Linked DNA regions of Mus musculus: all the other regions are linked to region 4. The links are chromatin loops, found by intact Hi-C in ENCODE. Cell type or tissue: heart. All regions are shown on one strand.

Region 1 (5,000 bases), 1.7 Mb after region 4:
AACCCATGCACTCAATTCAAAATACCTTAAATTTTAGTTGAATATTATACTGTGTATCTAAGTATGTACACTGGGTTTGTAAACAAAGTTATTGTTGGGTGTGTGTGTCTATTTTTAAATTTGGCTTTGCTGTTTGGAGAGGGGGCTAACTACAGAGATATGCCTGCCTTTGTCTCCCATGGTTTTGGTTTTGTTTTTTGAGGCAGGCTTACACTGCCAAGTGTGGCCTTCCTGTTGACACCAAAGATGACTCTGAATTCCTGATCCTCTTACCACCATCTCACAAATGCTGGGATGAGAGACATTTGCCACATACTCGGGTTTGCAGTGGGGGACCTTACACCTAGGATTCTGTACGTGCTAGGCAAGGAAGCACCTGGCCAATTGAGATACAATCCTACTCCTACTTTGTATGTTTTAACATGTTATCTTTCTGAATTGCTAGTTTCCATGTTAGATTGCAAAGTTCCAAGCGGAAGAGATTCCTTGGCTAAGACTATGTAAAATAATGATTTCATTATTACACTGTTTTATCTGTGTATCATGTACTTTGATCCTATCCATTCACCTCCCTTTTTATTGGTTTTGGGTTTTTGGTTTTTTTCAAGATAGGGTTTCTCTGTAGTCCTGGTTGTCCTGGAATTCACTCTGTAGATCAGGTTGGCCTTGAACTCAGAAATTTGCCTGCCTCTGCCTCCCAAGTGCTGGGATTAAAGGCATGGTTTTGGTTTTTTAAGACAGGGTTTCTCTGTGTAGCCCTGGCTGGAACTCACCCTGTAAACAGAGCTGGCCTCTAACTCAGGGATCAGCCATCCTCTGCCTCCTGAGTGCTGAGATTAAAGGAGTGAGCCAGCACCTCCTCTTTTAATGAAACTAACCCCTCTTAACCAGTGTGCGGGGATTAAAGGCTTTTAAGGCAAGGTTTCTCTGTGTAGCCCTCACTGTCCTGAGCGTCAAATTCAGAGACTCACCTGTGTCTGCCTGCTGAGTGCTGGGGTTGAAGGTGTGTGCCAACATTTCCCCTCCACCTTGTCTTTTAATGAAACTAAACATTACTTATTTCATCATCATGATTGCAGATGTTAAGGGACTGGATCAACAGGCAAATGAGCAACCTCCTCTCTCGTAACCAGATGTTTCACTTGCTCTGTATGATGTGAGAAATCACCTTAAGCAAAGAGAGAGGGTTCAAACTGGCCTCAGAGGTGGGGTGGCAGTCATCGGTACCAAAAAAGAAAAAAAAATTAAACTGATCCTTTTTTACCACTGAGAAAACTATTAAAATCATAAAACTTTAAAAATTTAGCAATTTTTTAAAAAAGCCATGTTGTGTCTGAAAAAAAAAATCAGCAAATTCATGGCTATCTTCATATTCTTAGCTTCATATCCAGTCATCAAAGTCTATTTTCAAGGTGGTTGATAATGTGAAGTGACTCCAGGCTTTTCTCTCCCATGTCCCCAGATGGAGTCGCTGAATTAGAAGATCCTTAACAGACTAGTTTTTATGACACAGTGAGTTTTATTTCCATTTTGGAGATTCAAAGTCCTCAAGCTTGGTACAGCACCGTATAGATTCCATCAGGCTCCTCAGGCTGAGTCATCTCACGGTGGGGTGCACAGAAATCTAGTCTCTTTTTCTCTGGGGACACCCACATTGACCTCATATAGTAGTTTCCCAAAGGATCCCACCTTTAAACACCACAGAGTTCTCACCTTCTTAATCCCATTAATCTATGGAAACTTGATTCCATCAGTTCCTTTTCAAATCGCAGCTATCTCCTTTATTGCCTTCCTAGTATGTTGCAGAGAACCATTACAAAAACTGTGGTAATGTAACACATAAGAGCCTAAGTTGAAGTCATTACTACATTAATTCCTTCCCTTGAGACAGTGGATCAGAAGAAAGGAATTCTAAGTAGATCGCTTTCCGCACGTTAGGGGAGGGGAATCTATGCTGCAAACCTTTAGGGCCCGGTGACAAGGGCGGGACTCAAATCTCATCTCCAGGAGGTTTCAAATCTCTTGAGCCTCAATGTCCAATCAGTATCAAATACAAGATCGGTTATCCGAGCTATGCCGAGTTGAGCTGCGAGCTCCTCCCTGAAAGTCAAACGCGCTTCCGCCTGGGCATCTTTCAGCCCCGCCCTCTGGTCACACCCCCCCTGTGATTGGTCGAGCGTCGAGGTAGGTCGAGCCACGATAGGTCAGTACCGCCACGGCAGTGAGCGCCACGTGTACATAGGGCCGAACCGGAAGCGCAGAGCAGAGAGGAGCAGCGGGCTTGTCGTTGGTGGCGGTGGCGGTGGCCGCCATGGATCGCGATGAGGAACCTCTGTCCGCGAGGCCGGCGCTGGAGACCGAGAGCCTGCGATTCCTGCACGTGACAGGTCAGGGGCGGCGGGCGCCGCCATGCTCGGTGGGTCGGCCTCCAGGAGGCTTGGCGTTAACGCCGCGGACTGGCCGAGCCTGCTTGTTGGGCCGGAGCTCACCTTTCTCGAAGTCGCCCTAGCTGGGCGGGCGCTCGCGGACTTGGCTCACGGGAGTCCCTTTAACATTTTCCTTTTGCAGTGGAGTCCTCCGCCCGGCGTTTCACTCTACCCGACACTAACACACTGTTGTCTCACTCCTTAACAAAGTGTAACTCACGGAGTCTGGATGGCCTTTGCTTTCCTGAATCAGATAGACACGTCCCCTTTAGTCCTTCAGAACCTAGCTGCTGGGCTCTGCACCCTCCGGGCTACTCCCGAGTCCCCTTGTAGTTGAGAAGTTTCTGTACCCAGCGATTCGCTTCTTAGGAGTCCATTTCCAGCTAGACTGTGAAGGTTCTGAAAGAAGAAGCTATGACTATTTTTGTAGAGTATTATTGAAAAAAATGCTATTACCATTTCTGAAACTGGTTTCTTTCTCTTTTTTTTTTTTTTCCCCCCAGTGGGCTCCCTGCTGGCCAGCTATGGCTGGTACATCCTCTTCAGCTGCATCCTACTCTACATTGTCATCCAGAGGCTCTCCCTTCGACTGAGGGCTTTGAGGCAGAGACAGCTGGACCAAGCCGAGACTGTTCTGGGTTAGTGCCATGTGGTAGAAATGAAGGCGCCTGTCATTTACTTAGTGGGTGGTGGCAAGACATGCCTTTGAGGTTTGAAAGATTTTTATTGAGATGCAAAGACTCCGTGATGGTGTATAGCATACTCAATGCACATCTTGTTCGGTGCATGGGGACCAGTCCCTGGAGATGGCCAGGTCTTGTGGAGGAAACAAGAAGTGTCAAGGGGCGGGGGTGGGGGTGGGGGGATCAGGCATTGGGGTCCTGGGAATCTTGCCACCTGACTGACTGGAAGTGGGGTGCTGCTTTATACAGCACTCCGTAGACAGGGATGGATTCATAGATCATATTTTTGTCCCCAGATGTATTTTAGCTTCCTCGTAGTCATAAGTTTAGCCATCATTGATAAACCGTGACAGAGCAGAGTTATCTTTTACAATCATTTTCCCTCATCAACCCCGTAGCCCATTTTTTTAAAGAATCTAGAGGCATATTTTGCCAAAGCATGACAGTCCATTCTCAGGCTGGTAGCTCTTATGGTTTCAAAGGCACTAGACAGAAAATCTCCAAGCCAGCCTGGGTAGGTTGTCATGTCCTATGGCAGTAGATTAGCAGTTTATTTAATCAACTTTTGATGGTTAGAGTGCTAATTGTCATTAGGCCCAAGGAAAATCTTCAGGCCAGAACTGCTACAGTTATTATTCAATTTTGGATGTAATACAATGTTTTTATCTTTGTGGAATTTATTTTTAGGTCTGAACTTGGTATTCTTTTGTTCCTTGGCCATAGGACATCACAGTGGTCCTGCATAGACTAATTTTTCCAAGGGAGGTCTTAATCCCTCATTCTTCTATCATTTATCCACACCATCCTTTGTCCATCAGGATAAGCCCCCGTGTAGGGCAGAGATAACTCAAGCCGGTTTAACTTTGTTGTTGTATCTTTTTCCTGGAGGGGCATTCCATATGTGCCCCCCCCAATGTTATATATGCCACGTATTCCCCTGAGTGACAGGAGGAAGAGGCTTTAACCTGATTGATCGGCTGCCAACCTCTCCAGCCTGCTGAGTCTTATTTCTCTTTTAAGTTTACCTTGTTCTAATTATCTTGTGCCTGAGTAAATGGAGAGGCGAGTGCGTGATCCAAGGATATCTTGGAGCCTGAGCCTCACAAGGAGATCTCTGGTGTCTTTATTTGAGACACAACCTCCGGGCCTAAGGAAGACCCTCAAGTAGAGCCAGATAAGGATGTCTCCCTAAAAGTGGGGTGAGTGGTATGCTTAGGACTCCCCTAGGAACGCTTAGAAGCTGTCCTCTTGGGAGAAGGCATAAGAGAGTCATACGCTTCCCATCAATCCCCAAGTTGTACAAATATTAAAAGTCCCCAAGCATGCAACACATGGAGATCAAGACCAGAAGTGGAAGACCATGTGACAGCGATTGTATCGCTCTGCTCAGCTTTGATAGATAGCGGTCAAGCAGCTGTGCTGGCTTTGTGACTTTCACTGTTCCCATTAGCTGTGGCTGGGCCAGTTAGTGGGTCTTAATTTACAGAGGATTAAAATGAAAATGTCACCCTTTTCTTTGTGCTCCAGCGACACCCCCCAGTGAACCTCTCTAGAATTATTGTGAGTGACCAGAAACTCAGTGTTAGGGTCTGTCTGTCCCTCCATCCCTCCCTCCCTCCCTTCCTTCCTCCCTCCCTTCCTTCCTTCCTTCCTTCCTTCCTTCCTTCCTTCCTTCCTTCTTCCAGTTACTGTGCCACACCTCCCCCCATCTCCAGTGTTAGGTTTTACACGCACTCCATTTTGATTTTTCCCTGACCTCATCAGACCTGATTTCCACTTACCATTTGGTTGTTTAGAGAAAGCTCAAAGGGCAGCCATTCTGTGTAGAAGCTTCACTCCTGTGTGTGTATCCTAAAGAAACACTGTTTTATATTGCAGTATAACTTAAATA
Region 2 (5,000 bases), 110 kb before region 4:
TTTAAAAGACATTTGTGTTCAAAGCTGAATGGGATGTTTTATGGGAGCTTGGAAGGTCAGAATGTTGAGAGACATGTGGACAATGAAGACCTGGCTTGTGACATTTCAAAGGGAAGTTGGAGACCTCATTGGGGCTGTTCCTGTGACAATTTTTAGTTAAGAGTCTGGGTTCTGGTCAGCTAAGGCTAAAGAGTCAGCTGTGGTTAACAAGGGACCATCTCCGTTGAAGTAAAAACTTGGTTTTTCGAGATTAATGGATGCTGGTTAGCTGGAGCTGAGAAATCTAATGTTACTAAAGATTGACCCGAATTATTAAGATGAAATCTGGAAGTATTTCCTCGGGGTTAACACAGCAACTGTGGTCTGTGGTGGTCAAGGCTGCATCTCATGCTAGTAGCTAATCATGGTAACAGTCTTCCATATGGTTCTGGGTTTGCTGTCATGGAAGCTGCAAGATTGACAGGAAGTCTGAAGATCATTAGTGAATCCCCGAGGACAGATATGGAGTTGCACAATTTGATTTACCTTGCTAGATGTTGATTTTTGCCTTCATGATCGTTGTACCCTCGTTCTCCCACTTGTAATAAGAAAGTGTTTAACTTTTATTTTATTTTACAGAAACTCGAAGTTGAGAGACTTTGGACTTAGAGATGTTGAGTATTTTAAAGAGACTGAACTTTTAAAATGTTTGAAATGTTCTAAATAGTATGGGATTTTTAAAGTTATATTTTATATTAACCCAAGATTTTGGGGATAAAGAAGAAGAAAAGGTTATGGTTTAATGGTGACAGGTTTGTGTCAAATTGACAAGGAGTCAACTGTGCTTGTGAATTTCTTGTCAACTTGATATAAGCTAAAAAAAAAATGTGTCTATCAGATTGGCCTGTCTACAAGTCTGAGGATTTTCTTGGTTGTTGATTCATGTGGACGGCCCACTGCATTTTGCTTTTTATGTGGGTCCTAGGGATCAAGCTCAGATGCTCATCCTTATGCAGCAAGTACTTACGGACTGAGCCATCTCCCCAGCCTTCTCATTGCATTGCGTTTTGTTGATGTTGTTGTTTGGGTTTTTTGTTTGTTTGTTTGTTTTATTTCAAACCTCGACTCATACTTTCCTGAGACTGTTCTCATGTGAAATGTGCTGTCTTACACTTTTGATCTGGTGTGAGACACTTTTCCAACACATTGTGTTCTAATTGTTCTGTGTTCTCAGCTGACCTTGTCTTGCCTTCCTTCTTGTCTACTCCAGGATGCTTCATCCTCAGCAGTTGTCCTCAGAGTGGACCCTTTTCTGCAAGAGAAGGCTCCATACACTGTTTTCCCAAAGGTCCTTCAGTCCCTGTACTCAGTCCTTCCCTCCGCCAACACACACCTTATAAGGAGCCTCCTCAACCCGACTGGCTGGATCTTCCCGTAAACACCCTGGGCTACTCTGGAGTTCTCTGGATGCCTCACTGATTCCTGACACTGATACCACAAGCACTTCAGGGCGATGAACTTGTTAGCGTCTTATGCTCTATCTTGGGAAGCCCGAGGACATCATTTCCCTTAGATATGTTGCTGAGGCTTCTCTTGGGTGGTTCTGGGGATTTTCTGTTTGTTTCCTCTGCTTTACTGTGTTGTTGTTTTATCTGTTTTATGAGGACTAAAGAACTGTTGTGGCTTGTCATCTTTGCTGAATTATCCTCTCATACACTTTAAAATGCTTACATATTTTCTTGAAAAGCATATACCCAGCCAAAGGCATCATTTTGCAGCCATCAAGTACCGCCGGTTCTAGCCGTGTCTCTTACTTGTATGTACACTGTTACCACAGCCCTAGCTTCTTGCCCATGCAGGGCCACCCCAGTAGTGGCTGTTTTTAAAATACTCAGTCAGGTCACTGTCACTTCTCAGCTCAGTTTCCAATTTTCAAGATCTAGAACCTGGGCTGTTGTTTCCCTCTGACCTCCTCTCCATTGGTTTAGGCTGCTTCAGGCATCCTGGCCTCAGGGGATTCATGCTGCTGACCTTGAGTTTCACCTTTACTCCGTTTAGTCTTTGCTCAGATGCCATCAATGCAGTAAGGCCGTCCTTGATTTAACCTAAATCTTTATTGATAAATACAATTACTCCTCTCCCTCCATTCCTAACTTCCTTTACAGTACCTTTAAACTATGTTACACGTTTTATATGTATATGTACATGTACACACACACATATATATATATACATACATACATATATATTTTTTCTTTCTTTCTACTCATTTCAGTAGAATGCCATGAACCTAAAGAACATTGGACTCTTATGAGTCCTGATTCAGGCCCATCACAAAGCTGGCACTCAATAAAAATCTGTTAACTGATTGAATGAGTGACCAAATAAAACATAAAGTATCTAGCACCCATTAGGTATTCAAGAAAAAAAATATATTCTCTCTTTCTCTGTCTGTCTGTCTGTCTCTCCCTCTCTCTTCTGTCAATGAAAAAAAAAACTGATCTCTCTAGGGAATGCCAGTGTTCTCTAATATAGAAAAATCAACAATGGGAACAGATGTATAATTAGACAAGCAGCTTAAAACTTTAACACAAAAGCCCAAAGCTGGGGATGGTCTAATACACCAAACACAGTAGTGAAGATGAGACTCTAAGAAGGGCCTGCAAAGCCTATCAACAGACTGACTTCTGTCACTCCAAACTCCCAAACACACACTCTGAAACACTGACCCCTAATGAGAACATACTCAGAGACAGGGCCTTAAGACAAAAAAGTCAGGGTGTTAATCAGATAGGCTCAATGTTCTAAGAAGAAAGTCCCCCCTTGTGAGAACATAACAAGGAGGAAGCCATTGGCTAAAGATACTGGGAGCCCTGGTGGGAAACATCTTTGAAGCTGAGTCTGGTAGAGCCTACCATCTACTTGTAGGCTCAAGTTCAAGGCCAGCAACTCAGTAAAACCCTGTCAATAAAGGAGTTGGGGGTTACAGTTCAGTAATAAGTCACCTGCTAAGTACTTGGGGAGCCTGGAGTTCCGTTCAGTTGCTAGCACAGCAAGAAAAAGGGAAGGGAAACTCAAAATCCATCTTTACAGAGCCTTGCTCTTGTGCTTCTCTGACTCCACCACTGAGATAATACATTTTTGTTGTCTAGACTAGGGTGCCTGGAGCAGCCTAATGCAGTCAGAAAGGAATCAGTAGCAGTAGGTCAGACAGTAACCCAAGTGCCTAAGTGGACTAGTACAACTAGATATGCAGAATATGGTATTTTAAAATTATCCAGAAAGATAACAAATCTGGAGTTCCCCCATTTTTCAGTTTTTTTTGCTGACATGCATAAAAGATGCAGATTCTAAGAAAATATGGACAACACCCCCTCCCCCCAAAAGAGCACAAGTGTTTGAAGACTTTTAGGGAATACATCCATTTAAGGTAGAAAAGTAACAGAATCGTCATAAAAGTTAAATATGTACCAGTGTTTTTTCATGAGTAGTTCAACTGAATTTACATGTCAAAATACAGTCAAGTGTTATAAACAGATAAGCTAGAAAGATTCAGGGCTCTGACTCCAGGACAAGCTGAAGAACACACAGTATTAGTGATGTCAGTGCACTTGTCTGCATGATGACTGTGATTTCTGGGGCTCACGTCAGTTTCCCTCTGACATTCATGATAAAATGTTGAGTTTGGACCACTATTTTTCAAAGTATAGGGGCATGGAATACCACTGGCCCCCTCCCACCAAAGTCTACTTCAGTTCAGAGGCACAACAAATCTAGACATACCCTATGCTGTGCTGAAGTTGGACAGCCCTTTGCAGCTAAGTGGCAGATTCTCATTTCCACAACCTACTGTATGAATGAAGGGAAAAGGGAAAGAAAAGAAAGGACATGACTACTCTTTGGTATGGTGGAGGAGAAAGTTTTTTGTAGATAAAAGGGAGATCATAGCCAGAGGCAGAGAAATCTGGGAGAGTTCAGAGTAGACTTGACCATGAGCCATGTGAGGAGAGCAGGGCAGGAAGGGGGAGAGGAGAGAGAGGAAGAAGGTGTAGCAGCCAAGAGGGCAAAAGGTGAAAGAGATCAGTCATTAAATAACCAAAATGACTGGATTTTATAGAGAAGAGCCTCTGGGGAAGGGCAGCCCAGTCCCTGGGTTGGAGAGTCCCTGGGTAGAGGGTTGGGTATGCTAACCATAACAGGTCCCATAAAAGCTAGGGACTAAGGGATGCTGAGAGAACCTGGAAGCCAGGTATGCTATATGTTAAACAGGCACCTGACCTATTAGTCCCAGGGTTTGAAATTTAACAGTGTTTGGTTCCCACCAGCGATGGGGTCTTCTCTCCCTGGAATTCTGTTAACTTACCTGTTGAATAGCATCTTTATAAATGAGGATGGAAAGGGGCGTGGGGAGACAACTTGCTTAATATCCCTTTTCACTTAAAGTTTAACGAGAAGAATAAAATCAGAAAACTAAACTGGGGGTTCTGGTTTGCCAGCCAGTATCATCTGTCCCAGGCACTCAGCACAAGCCAAGCCTCAGAACCTCAAGGAAACCAGTGGTTAAATCAATTGGTAGCAAGAGGTGAAAGAAAAGTCTTCCCTCCTTTAATATAGCAGCCATCGCAGATGCCGGAGGACTCGGGTCCTGGAACAGCAGCTACCGTGCACACTGACCACCACAGGCCATTGCAGCTTCGCGAAGCCGGCATGACCCTCGTGAGTCGCAGTAGGCCTGTGAAATCCTCCGTGACCCCTGCGGGCCTCCGTAGAAGCGCGCTCTCAAGATGGCCTCTCGGGTCCCCGTGGCGCCCCACTCCAGCGTCGCGCTCCGTGACAGTACCGCCTAGAGACTGAAAGCTTTGACTGCAGCTCCGCGCGAGTCGCTTCCGGGGATGGGCGTGGCTCCACCAGGCTCCGCCTATTTCGGGCGGGCGCTCGGCCTGGTCCGTCCCCGCCCGTCAGTCCGCCCGGCGGGGCGGGCCGCAGACCCGGCCTGGGCAGCTGCACCGGGAACGCTGAAC
Region 3 (5,000 bases), 480 kb after region 4:
ACTTGCAACTCTTCTCAGAACAACAGTACTTACTGCCTGTGCCCAGTGTTTGGCCAGATACTATGAAGAACTCCAAGGAATCTGTGAACTTGTTTCCTGACTCACCTATAGCAACATAAAGTGCCCCTCATCTTGTGGTAGCCTTGTTCACACTGGTCTGTCCGCACCAGACATCACCCTGAGTTCTTCTAAAGAACTATTCTTCCACACCAGGGCTTTGCTCAGCTTTATCTCGTTTCCTATTTATTCACCTTAAGGGCACACTTGATTCTACAGATACACAAGCTAAATTCTTCTGGTGGAACAGGATCTGCACTTGGGCAGTGTGGTTCCCAATCAGGCCTGGTTAATCGATACGACACGACACTGTTTTATAAACCGGAGACCTAACGATTTTTACAACTTGCTCTAATACACATTCACACACTTCTGCAACACCATTGACTTAGCTTATCATGGAAAAAAAAAAAAAGTCTGGAATCATGACATTTCCTTTTTAGCCGCAATTTCTAACAGGGAAACAATAATAATAATAATGGTGAACTGACTCAAAAGTATAGTATTTGTTATACTAGAAAAGAATCTTAAGTAGAACCCATAGGACAACAGAATTATGATTATGAATATAAAAATGCTAGAAAACACATCACATAGATTTCGTGGGACCACAAGTGCTCACACCCAACAGAATATGTATATTTAAAGCTGTGTTGACAAGAAGCTAAAACAATTTTATTTTCAATTTTAAAAAGACTTTTATTTTTCCCCAGGAACTAGTCATTAAGATAATAGCTACCCTGTTTCTTTATCGTCTAGAACATCAAAGCAATTTACCAAAGTGTTCCTTCTTGAATATGTTTGGCATCATACAATTTCATTTAGGTTTAGAAAGTTAGAAAACTCTTTATAAACAAAAAGACAATTAAATGAAAATTTAAAGCTCCAAACCATAATAATAATAATAAAAAAATCAAACAAAAAACCCTGCAACACATCCTAACGCTCCAAGGCCTTTATGCGTAGCAGAATCAAGCTTCCTCCGACCCCCATTCCCCCTGTTCTTTTATACTGGATCTCCAGAGTCCCTCAGACCATAACTCAAAGAGTTCAAGAGGATGTGGCTGGGGCACTAGCAGTTGCAGGTCTAGCCCTACTCTCCTCATCTGCCAAAGCCTCGCAGTATTGTGTGGGCCAGTCTTTGGGGTCCTGGTTATGGACTTTGGCCACAAACTTAAGAACTTTCATCTTGCTGGTTTCCAGGTTGGTTCGCGGGCCCCACTGTAATTCATAGTCCACAGGATCGGTGTGGGGTATCCTCCGGTACTCCAAGTAGCGCTGCCGCACAAAGTCTTCGGTAATGAGTTTCTTTGGGTCGCCAAAAATTAAGTGTTTCTTAGTGGGGTACACTCCGAGCCGTCGCAGGAAGTCCCAGACCTCAGTCTCGGTGATGGTGTTGCCTTTCATGAAGATAAGCCCCAGGACTATCATAAGCAGGCCCGAGATGGGGGTACCCTGATCGCCCCTCATCTCCGCATCCGCCTCCACCGGCTCCAGCATGTTGATGAGGATGTAGCTGTGGCTCTTGGGCTCCAGCTCCACCAGCTTGTACCCGAACACGTATTGCAGGCGCTCGGCGGCCAGCTTCAGAAGGTTGGGGTACACGTCCCGGTAGTCGCCCACCACGTGCTTCAGGATGTCCGTCCGCTTGATCGGGATCTTCTTCTGGTCCTTGATCAGCAGGAACTGCACCAGCTCGGCCACCTTCAGCTCCAGCTGCTTCTGAGTGCGCGGCCCCACGGTCGGGGCCGACAGGGAAGCGCGGGAGCCCTGGGAGGAGCCGCCCGCGGCGCGGGACGTGCTGGGTCCTTCCTCGCCAGCGCCTCCCCAGTCCCGCTCCGGGTCAGCCTGCGTGCTGGGCCGACCGCGGCCCCTCGGCTTCTGCAACATGTCCCCGGTCGGCGGAGAGCAGGCCGCGATCGGGAGCAGCAACCGCCAGAAGACTCCGCCGAGCGAGCGCGCCCCAGAGGCTGGGAGAGAAGCTGCGGCGCGCGCGTGACGTCACGTCGCCGGCGCGCTGCGTCCGGGAGGCGGAGCGATACGACTGGGAGCCAGCCTGCGGGGGCGGGGACTCTTCATAGCTACTGCGCATGCGGAGGGCCTCGGCGCTGGCAGCAGCTCCTCCTGGGCTTTATCCCCAGTTTTAATGAGAATTGAATGGTGTTTATGAGCTCATATAAATAGAAAACAAGAACCAAAACTTCTCGGCAAGTGTGCGGTTGAGTTCTAGGGCACACCTGTTTAGACACGTCTAATAGTTTTTGGTTAGTTTTTAAGCTACAAAGTTTGTCTATGGAACACAAAGGATAAATGTGTGCGGGTGGGAAAATAAAGGGAGAGGAGGAAAAGATCTGGAAAGTCAAGAAAAAAAAAAAAAGAGTTACCGGGCAGTGGTGGCGCACGCCTTTACTCCCAGCACTTGGGAGGCAGCGGCAGGCAGGTCTCTGGGTTCGAGGCCAGCCTGGTCTACAGAGTGAGTTCCGGTGCAGCTAGGGCTACACAGAAAAAACCTGTTTCGAACCCCCCCCCCCCCCCAAATAAAAAAAAGTGTTGACTTGTGCACCAAATGCGGGACATGACAGACTAGGGGACCCTGTCCCGGTATCTGTCCTTGGCAGAGTTCATTCCCACCTGGCCAGTTAATTTCTGTACAATCCCTTGAGTCTGTAAGGGAAGTTATTCTTAAAAGCAAGACTTCTGCAATTTTCAGGTTCACATTCTCTTCATTGAATTTCAGTTAGATGACCATGAGAAACCACGTAAGCACTGCCAATAACGTGACTTAGTTTGGTAATGTGGACTGACCTTTTGGAAGACATGTTTGGGAAAACTGCCGCGGACCCACATCCACAATTTTAGCAGAAACATGTTAGAGGAATGCTAACCCCAGAGGCACTTGCTCTCTCCAGAGATTACCATTTAATTTAGGTTACCAATGATTGGGAGTAGCAATAATGTGAATTTCTTAATTCTCTCTCTTAATATATAAGCTTTAAAATCTCAATAAGAAAGAGAAGAGCTATCATCCTTTATAATTTGTGGTGTGTGTGGCTTGTAGATGGTTTAAATTGTGCAACTCTAATAGACAAAATGAGTCATTTCATTAACTCAAACCATCAGCAGTCTGTTGCTATTACTGCTGTGGATCTCAGCAAATGGGTTTCTTCTCCATTTACTGACAACGGAACTGAGTTTTCCTCTCTCTTTTTTAAAGCTACCAAGAAAATAGGTAAACTATTCAGAGAACGAACTCAAATTGATTTCCTCCTTAATGCAAATATATTCAGAGGAAAGCAATTCAGATCACATTATTTGAATAATAACACCAAAACATGGCCTTATTAAAATTTCATTAAATGTAAGCAGCATAAAATTTTTGTTTATAATTCAATATGAAAATGCACTCTGATAATGGGACCTGCAATGCTAATATAAAATCCCACCCCATGTTGTGATTCAAGTGTTCTGAAATCTAGTGAGCTTTGAGCAGTAACTTTCTATTCCATACAGGGTCTACGAAGACATCATCAAAGGTTGGTCGCAATGGCAGAGGCTGCAACAGTTTGAATGTGTCCTTTAAAGCTTGCATGTTGGAAATGTAATCCCCCCACTGAAGAGGGCTTTGTCCTCATGAGTGAATGAATGCCATGTTCTCTGTAATGAGTTAAGATTAAATCAATTTTGCCATTGTACTCTCTAAACCTCTCACGACACAGTGATGCTCCACAGATGTGGTACCTGGCCCCTAGTCCTCCCACCCTTCAGAGTCACGAGTGGAGGACAATTCTCCTATTTCCAGTTTACTCACTCTGTGCATTATTTTACAGCAACACAAAATGGACCGAGACCAACTAAATAAAACACAGCATCATGACACTCTTCCATTCATCTGCTTCAGTTTCCCTGCATACTGAATTCTGTATTTAAGTTCATCAAAGCCTCCTGCGATCTAAAAAATCTGCAAAAAGGTCCCTCCAGAAGGATCAGTTGTGCCTTGAGCCAAACAATTTCAGCAGCCAAGAGATAAGAGAGAAAAGGAAAATAAGATGAGAGCTGCTGTCAGCCATCAGGCTGCGTTTCAGTATTTTCTGTGTTAATTTCTTCACAGAGAACCATGCGACTCCAGAAGCTAGGCTAGCACCCAAGACTAGAAACCACAGCATCTTTTAGCAGCACCCCCCACACAGACAGCAGATGATCATGACTCAAAACACAGGAAGAAGGATACAGTTTTAAATCTCAAAACACCTTTCTCCATGCCATCCAGGATGCAGACGAGAAAACACAGGCACAGAATGATGTTATTAAAATGGAGGTTAGAAGTTGCAATGAGAAGGTCACCCAGACCCTGCATCCTACTTCCAACCGACAATGGAAACTATGAAGTCCTAACACGGAAGGTGGCAAAGGCAAGAGTCAATGCCTTTGCAAAGGTAACTGCAAACACTGCCTCTTCAGCCTCACACCAACCCTGTGGGGCCTGTTGGTCTATTACTTTCATTCATGGAGAAACAGATAGGTAGAACGTAGACAAGGTGACCCTGAAGAATATAACTTTGGCCTCAGGGAATCTAGACTACAATTCTGGAAAAGCTACCCACACTCCAAATTTCAGCTTCCAGACCAACAATCTGAAACCAAGGAATTCCGAATTCAAAGAATTAGCTGGGATTTGTTTGCTAAGGACCTAGCACAGGGGCTGGCAGGGTGCTTAGGTACTGTTAGTTTCTGTTTAGGGGTTGACTTTCTTAGGGTCCTGGTCGGGCTGCAGAATTAAATTCATGAGGCAGTTTTAAAATTTAGTTTGGTTTTTGCAGTCCTGGGGGTCAAATCTGGGGCCTCTCATACATTGGGCAAATGTGCTACTATTGTGCTATGCCCACAGCCCAGGAGACAGATTAATTAAATAAATGTATACACCTTTAGTCCAAGTGGAAGGAGAC
Region 4 (5,000 bases):
AGGAACACTTTAAGCGTAATGAGAACAGAGTTGCAGGCTGAAGTTTGAAATGATAATTTACAATGTGGAAACAAAAAGCACGATAGAGTTGAGTTGTTAGAAAGCTGATGAAGCATCGCAAAGGATTTTTATGTTGGAGACGCAGTCAGTATGACAACTAGGAATCAGTGTCTAAATATAGCGTAGGCAGGATGCTAAAGGGGATAGAGAAAATAGGACAGAGAAAAATGAAAGCATCAAGGAAGCAGACTAGCTGAATCTAAATAAATGAAATGATAGAACTGCCTTTTCGTGGGGCCGTAAACGTAATGGAAACAGGGAAATGACTTCAGGGGAGAGAAGAGTACAGGAGGGGGTAAGGAGCTCTATTTTGGACACAATGAGTCTGTGATACTGTTGCTAAGATTTTCATTATAAGTCAGAGTCATACGCAAACTTTATATGCCCCAGTACAGGGGAATGCCAGGGCCAAAAAATGGGGAATGGGTGGGTAGGGAAGTAGTGGGGAGGGTATGGGGGACTTTTGGGATAGCATTCTAAATGTAACTGAGGAAAATACGTAATAATAAAAAATATTTAAAAAATAATAAGTCAGAGTCATAATTTTACAGAACTTAATCAAAGTGCTGGGAAGAAAGAAGTCTCTCCTATTTTTTTTAAATTTATTTTTCTTTCCTACAAAGCATCCCAATTGCAGCCTCTTCTCCCTCCTCACCTCCTCCAGATCCACAGTACTCCTCCGTTTCTCTTCAGAAAAAGTAGGCTTCCAGAGATATCAACCAAACACAACCCCTCATTTCAAGGCAATCCGGCAGGGGTACAAGAGCTCCAAGAGCCTACTGCCACTGCTACAAGTTCCACAAAAATCCCAAGCTTAACAATCACAATATATATGCAGAGGACCCAGCGCTAACCAGCGCAGGCTCCTTGATAGCCAGTAAAGTCTCTGTGGGCCCCTCCCTGAGCCCTGGTTAGTGGATTCTGTGGGCCATGTTCTTGTGGTGTCCTGGGACCCCTATGGCTCCTACAGTCACCCCTCCTCCCTCTTCTGCGGGCTTCTCCGAGCTTCGTCTACTGTCTGGCTGTGGGTCTCCACCACAAGTCATGAAAATGCATTGACAAGCAACAAGTACGTACTTTCAGTGTGTATTTTGGGGACAAATTCAGAAAGCATATTCCGCCCTCAATGAGCCTCTCTGGACGCGAATAACTGGGCTTAGTGCAATAGCCCACAACTAGGAAATCTGCACCGAGCCGCTTTTACTTTTAGCATTTTGACAGGCCAACGGAGCAAAAACTGTCTGAAGTTGGGGCTAAGCGACCTGTACTTTCCCTTCCTGGCTTTCAGAAGTTGCCATATGCTGGCCCGCCCAGCACCGGTGAGATGCGCGCTGCTCTCTCCCAGACCTGGATCTGTACTTACGTGAGGAAACACTCCGGTCGGTTGGTGGCTTTCCTGATTTCCCTCAGACACCGTTCCAGAGTCTGTCGACGAAACACGCGAGGCGCCATAGCTACACACTACGGCACCACGCGAGTGCTGCGAGCCGGCCGGCCGGCCGGAAGCAGTACGCCAAACACACGCCTTATGCAACCTGAAGCTCAGAGCCTAAAGTTCCGCCACACACAGGTTCCGGCCTATAGCCGCAAACACTTCTATTGGGCATGCGTAGGGGTGGGGCAGACCACCGAAAAGAGCCATTGGTCATCTCAAGCGCCTTGGCACTTTCTCCAAATGTTTTGTATTTCTAAGACCACAGTGGTGTCGCGTGATTGCTTTCTGCTTTTGCATTCGATACAATAAGTATTTTAATGTAACGAAAAAGAAGGTCGCTTCACGCCGCACCCGCCACTCCCCCGCTCGTCCCGCCGTCAGTCAAGCTCCGCGTCTCGTGACCCCGCCCCAGGTCTCACGCCCCGCCCCTTGCTCGCCCAGCTCTCTTCAGCGGTCTAGCTCCCTGAAGGGTATTGGGCACCCCGGACTCGCGCCCCGTCCCTGCCCCGTTTCCACGCCCACTTCAGCTTTGACACGCCCCGGGCCTCAGTCCCCGCCCCCTGCCCACTCTCCCAGTTGTCTCTGCCCTAGGTCGCTGTGCAAGCCTGTAGCTTCTGGACATGAGGCGTGTAGTGAAGGCCGCCGCGTTGGCTGCGGGCGCTACAGGTGAATACGGGGCACCATCAGGGGCTCCGGGTGCGGGGCACGCTGGACGGGAGGCCGCGGGTGGCCAAGGCCTGGGTCTGAAGTGTTGGGCTCCCGGAGCTGCACTCTCTTAGCACGGGAGTTCCTTATTGTCCTCTGTGCACAGGGGTTGCCCTTGGCAAACGTGGACCAAACAGGTAATCTGCCTAGGAACACAGCAAGTCAGGACTTGCAGTAAATCTAGAGGGGACTTGAGTTATTTATTATATGTGTGCTCTAAGAGATAGGAGAAAAGAGCAAAGTGGCGAGTCCTGAAAGTGACTCCAAGCCTGTTTTACACACGTACCACACTAAATGTTTTCATCTGACATGAGCAGGAAAGGAACAAGCGGAAGGATTTGTAAGTTCCTTGAATTCTTTCGACCTCCATCTCTTTTATCGATAAGCAGAATCTTGGTGACAGATGCCCAACTTTCCCGCCTGTCTCACTTTCTCTTCCATTTTCTTCTTTCTTCATGATGGCAGTTACTACCCTCAGTCTGAGATTGTCTACCTGGAAGAAAATATACGGCAGTATGGTTCCAGAGTTACTCTGCTACAATTGTGACAAATCCATTAGCTAGCATGCTTAAAGGGTGTTAGGCGAATGAACTGGAAGGCCTGGAGAGTTCTGTCTGCTCACCTGTGGAAACTAGTCATCTTTCCAAGTCTGCTCTTAGGTTGAATTTGGTTTTTGTGGAACCCTCTAGCCTTTCCAGTCAATCACAAAATTCCTCGTCTGCATTAACAAACAAGTCTCCAAGGCAAAGTCATGGGCCACAAACACCCCACCCCCCCACCCCCCCACCCCCGCGCAAAAAAAATAAATAAATAAAGCTGGGCATGGTGGCGCACACCTTTAATCACAGAGGCAGTGGTAGGTGGATTTCTGAGTTCGAGGCCAGCCTGGTCTACAAAGTGAGTTCCAGGACAGCCAGGGCTATACAGAGAAACCCTGTCCAAAAACAAAAACAAAAACACCTTAGTACTGTGTGTATGTATATTGTAGCAAAAGCCAGAGCACAAAAGTGAAAATGATTTTCTGATTAACAGTTAATGCTGGAGTTTTGCTAATACTCCCTGTTGTATATATGCCGGGTCAAATATAAGCCACCTTCTTAGCTCACTCATCATACGTTGGGTTTTTTGTTTGTTTGTTTGTTTGTTTTTTTGTAAATATCTACTAAAGCAGAATCACTCCTCTCTTAGCAAGCTCTCTCTCAGAAATTAGGCATTACTCGTCAGACATACTAATGATACTAAAGACTGAGAATCTGGGCTGAGACTGTAGCTGAGATGCTGCAGTGCTTTCCTAGTGCACAAAGCCTGGGTTCAGCCTTCGTTCCCACATAAACCAGTGTGGCGGTGCATACCTGTAATCTCAGCACTTGGGAAATATGCATGGCTCCATCCTCCGGTAAACACCGAGCTTGAGGGCAACCCAAGATTCATGAAACTGCATCAAACTAAAATATGATTGTATTTTTCAATTGAGGGAAAAAGGGGTTTGCAAAGGACTCTGGGTATAATTTCATGAGAAGTACTTGTCAAGTTATATAAGGGCATAGGTTTGATTCCCAGCATGGAAGGAAAAGGAGTGAGTAGAACACATTAGTTTCTCGACATCAACTCTGATGTCTGACAAATCTGGACTCAAGCCTTTGCCATTTAAAGTGATGTTGCAAAGAACCTAATCTTGATAGGCCTAATTCCAGATTTCTAAAAATGGAGGCCATAATATCAACCTACAGAGTCCCAACAAAGATTAAATAGCTCAGGTATTCAGTGTGCCTATTTTATGGCAGTGCAAACTAAAAGGCAAGGCCATGCTACCCTCCCACCTCAGAGCTTGTGCTTTCCCAACCTAGTCCCAAACTACATTTTACGTTTGTGACTTCCCAAGAGTCGGAATACAAATATCTTTGAAAAGTTAGCTCGAGGCTGGGGGATGGCCCAGCCAGTAAAGCGCCTACAGGTGCGATGACCCAAAGTGTGATGACCTGAGTGCTGTTCCCCAGCACACGTGTAAAAGAAGTTAGCCATGATTGCACACATCAGACCGAGTTGTGGCCCTGGGGAAGGAGCACAGGCAGATCTCCAGAGCTCACTTACCAGCCAGTCTAGCCAGTCACCATGGGATTCATTTAGAGACTTGTCTCAGAAACAAACATATAAGGATAATGTAGAGGATACTTAATTTCATCTTCTGGCCTTTGTGAACACACACACTTGGCTTAATGTGGTAATTCATAATATATACTTATATCAGAACACCACATTGTAAATTTTCTCAGTGGATATGATTTATGCTCGTCAATCATACCTCAATAAAATTGAGGGAGGAGTTATATTATTTTAAACCTTTTATTTCCAGTTGCTTGGCCTACAAGATTTTATCCACAGCCTCTTACTGCAGAATCATAACTCTTTCTCCTTTAGATAAAGCTCACAGAACTATTAAAAATGTGCAGCATTTATTAGATTCATCATGTTGTACATGTGCCACCGTGGTCATGTTGTAAATGTTTTCATAACCCAAACAGAAGCCCACGTGTATTAAACAGTCTCTCTCCGTCTCAGTTATATTTCTATTGCTATGAAGACACCACAACCAAGGCAACATTGGAGAAAGAATTTATTGGGGCCTTGAGTTCCAGAGAGTGAGTCCATGACCATTACGATAAGGAAGCAATGGCAGCAGGCAGGGAGGCAGGTATAGTGCTGGAGCAGTAGCTTGGAACTTACATCCTTATCAGCGAGTGGGGAGCAGAGAAGGAGACACTAAGAAACCTCAAAGCCCACCCCCTCTGGCATAATTCCA

What was found. Hi-C counts contacts between places; a loop is a spot of excess contacts. Peaks named below come from ENCODE experiments on the same cell type or tissue, not always from the same donor. Only the 100,000 strongest peaks of a DNase experiment are listed, where the experiment ranks them.
Region 1: it touches region 4 in a loop (7-fold over the local background); 6 of 42 quality-filtered maps call a loop at or near these places.
Region 2: a loop joins it to region 4, with 12 times the contacts of the local background. A loop is called at or near these places in 5 of 42 quality-filtered maps.
Region 3: a loop joins it to region 4, with 5 times the contacts of the local background. A loop is called at or near these places in 7 of 42 quality-filtered maps.

Annotation. Positions count from the first base shown.
Region 1 is chr7:66,077,403-66,082,402 of GRCm38, forward strand. Selenos (selenoprotein S) reads left to right here and starts at 2,247. Exons shown (of 6, transcript NM_024439.3): 1 at 2,247-2,387; 2 at 2,930-3,064. The coding sequence starts at 2,312. In heart, a CTCF peak has its summit at 2,948; a DNase peak (open chromatin) is centred at 2,249; H3K4me3 peaks cover 2,110 bases; H3K27ac peaks cover 1,556 bases.
Region 2 is chr7:64,282,732-64,287,731 of GRCm38, forward strand. Mtmr10 (myotubularin related protein 10) reads left to right here and starts at 4,939. Exons shown (of 16, transcript NM_172742.2): 1 at 4,939-5,000. In heart, a CTCF peak has its summit at 4,821; a DNase peak (open chromatin) is centred at 4,880; H3K4me3 peaks cover 935 bases; H3K27ac peaks cover 699 bases.
Region 3 is chr7:64,870,972-64,875,971 of GRCm38, forward strand. All of the region lies in intron 2 of Fam189a1 (family with sequence similarity 189, member A1), which reads right to left. It overlaps Nsmce3 (NSE3 homolog, SMC5-SMC6 complex component), which reads right to left and starts at 2,069. Exons shown (of 1, transcript NM_023239.5): 1 at 711-2,069. The coding sequence starts at 1,947. The coding sequence ends at 1,108. In heart, a CTCF peak has its summit at 2,018; a DNase peak (open chromatin) is centred at 2,070; H3K4me3 peaks cover 2,031 bases; H3K27ac peaks cover 1,615 bases.
Region 4 is chr7:64,390,683-64,395,682 of GRCm38, forward strand. It overlaps Mphosph10 (M-phase phosphoprotein 10 (U3 small nucleolar ribonucleoprotein)), which reads right to left and starts at 1,554. Exons shown (of 11, transcript NM_026483.2): 1 at 1,424-1,554. The coding sequence starts at 1,512. It overlaps Mcee (methylmalonyl CoA epimerase), which reads left to right and starts at 1,940. Exons shown (of 3, transcript NM_028626.2): 1 at 1,940-2,161. The coding sequence starts at 2,116. In heart, no CTCF peak of the experiment used is centred here; DNase peaks (open chromatin) are centred at 1,659 and 1,999; H3K4me3 peaks cover 2,985 bases; H3K27ac peaks cover 2,112 bases.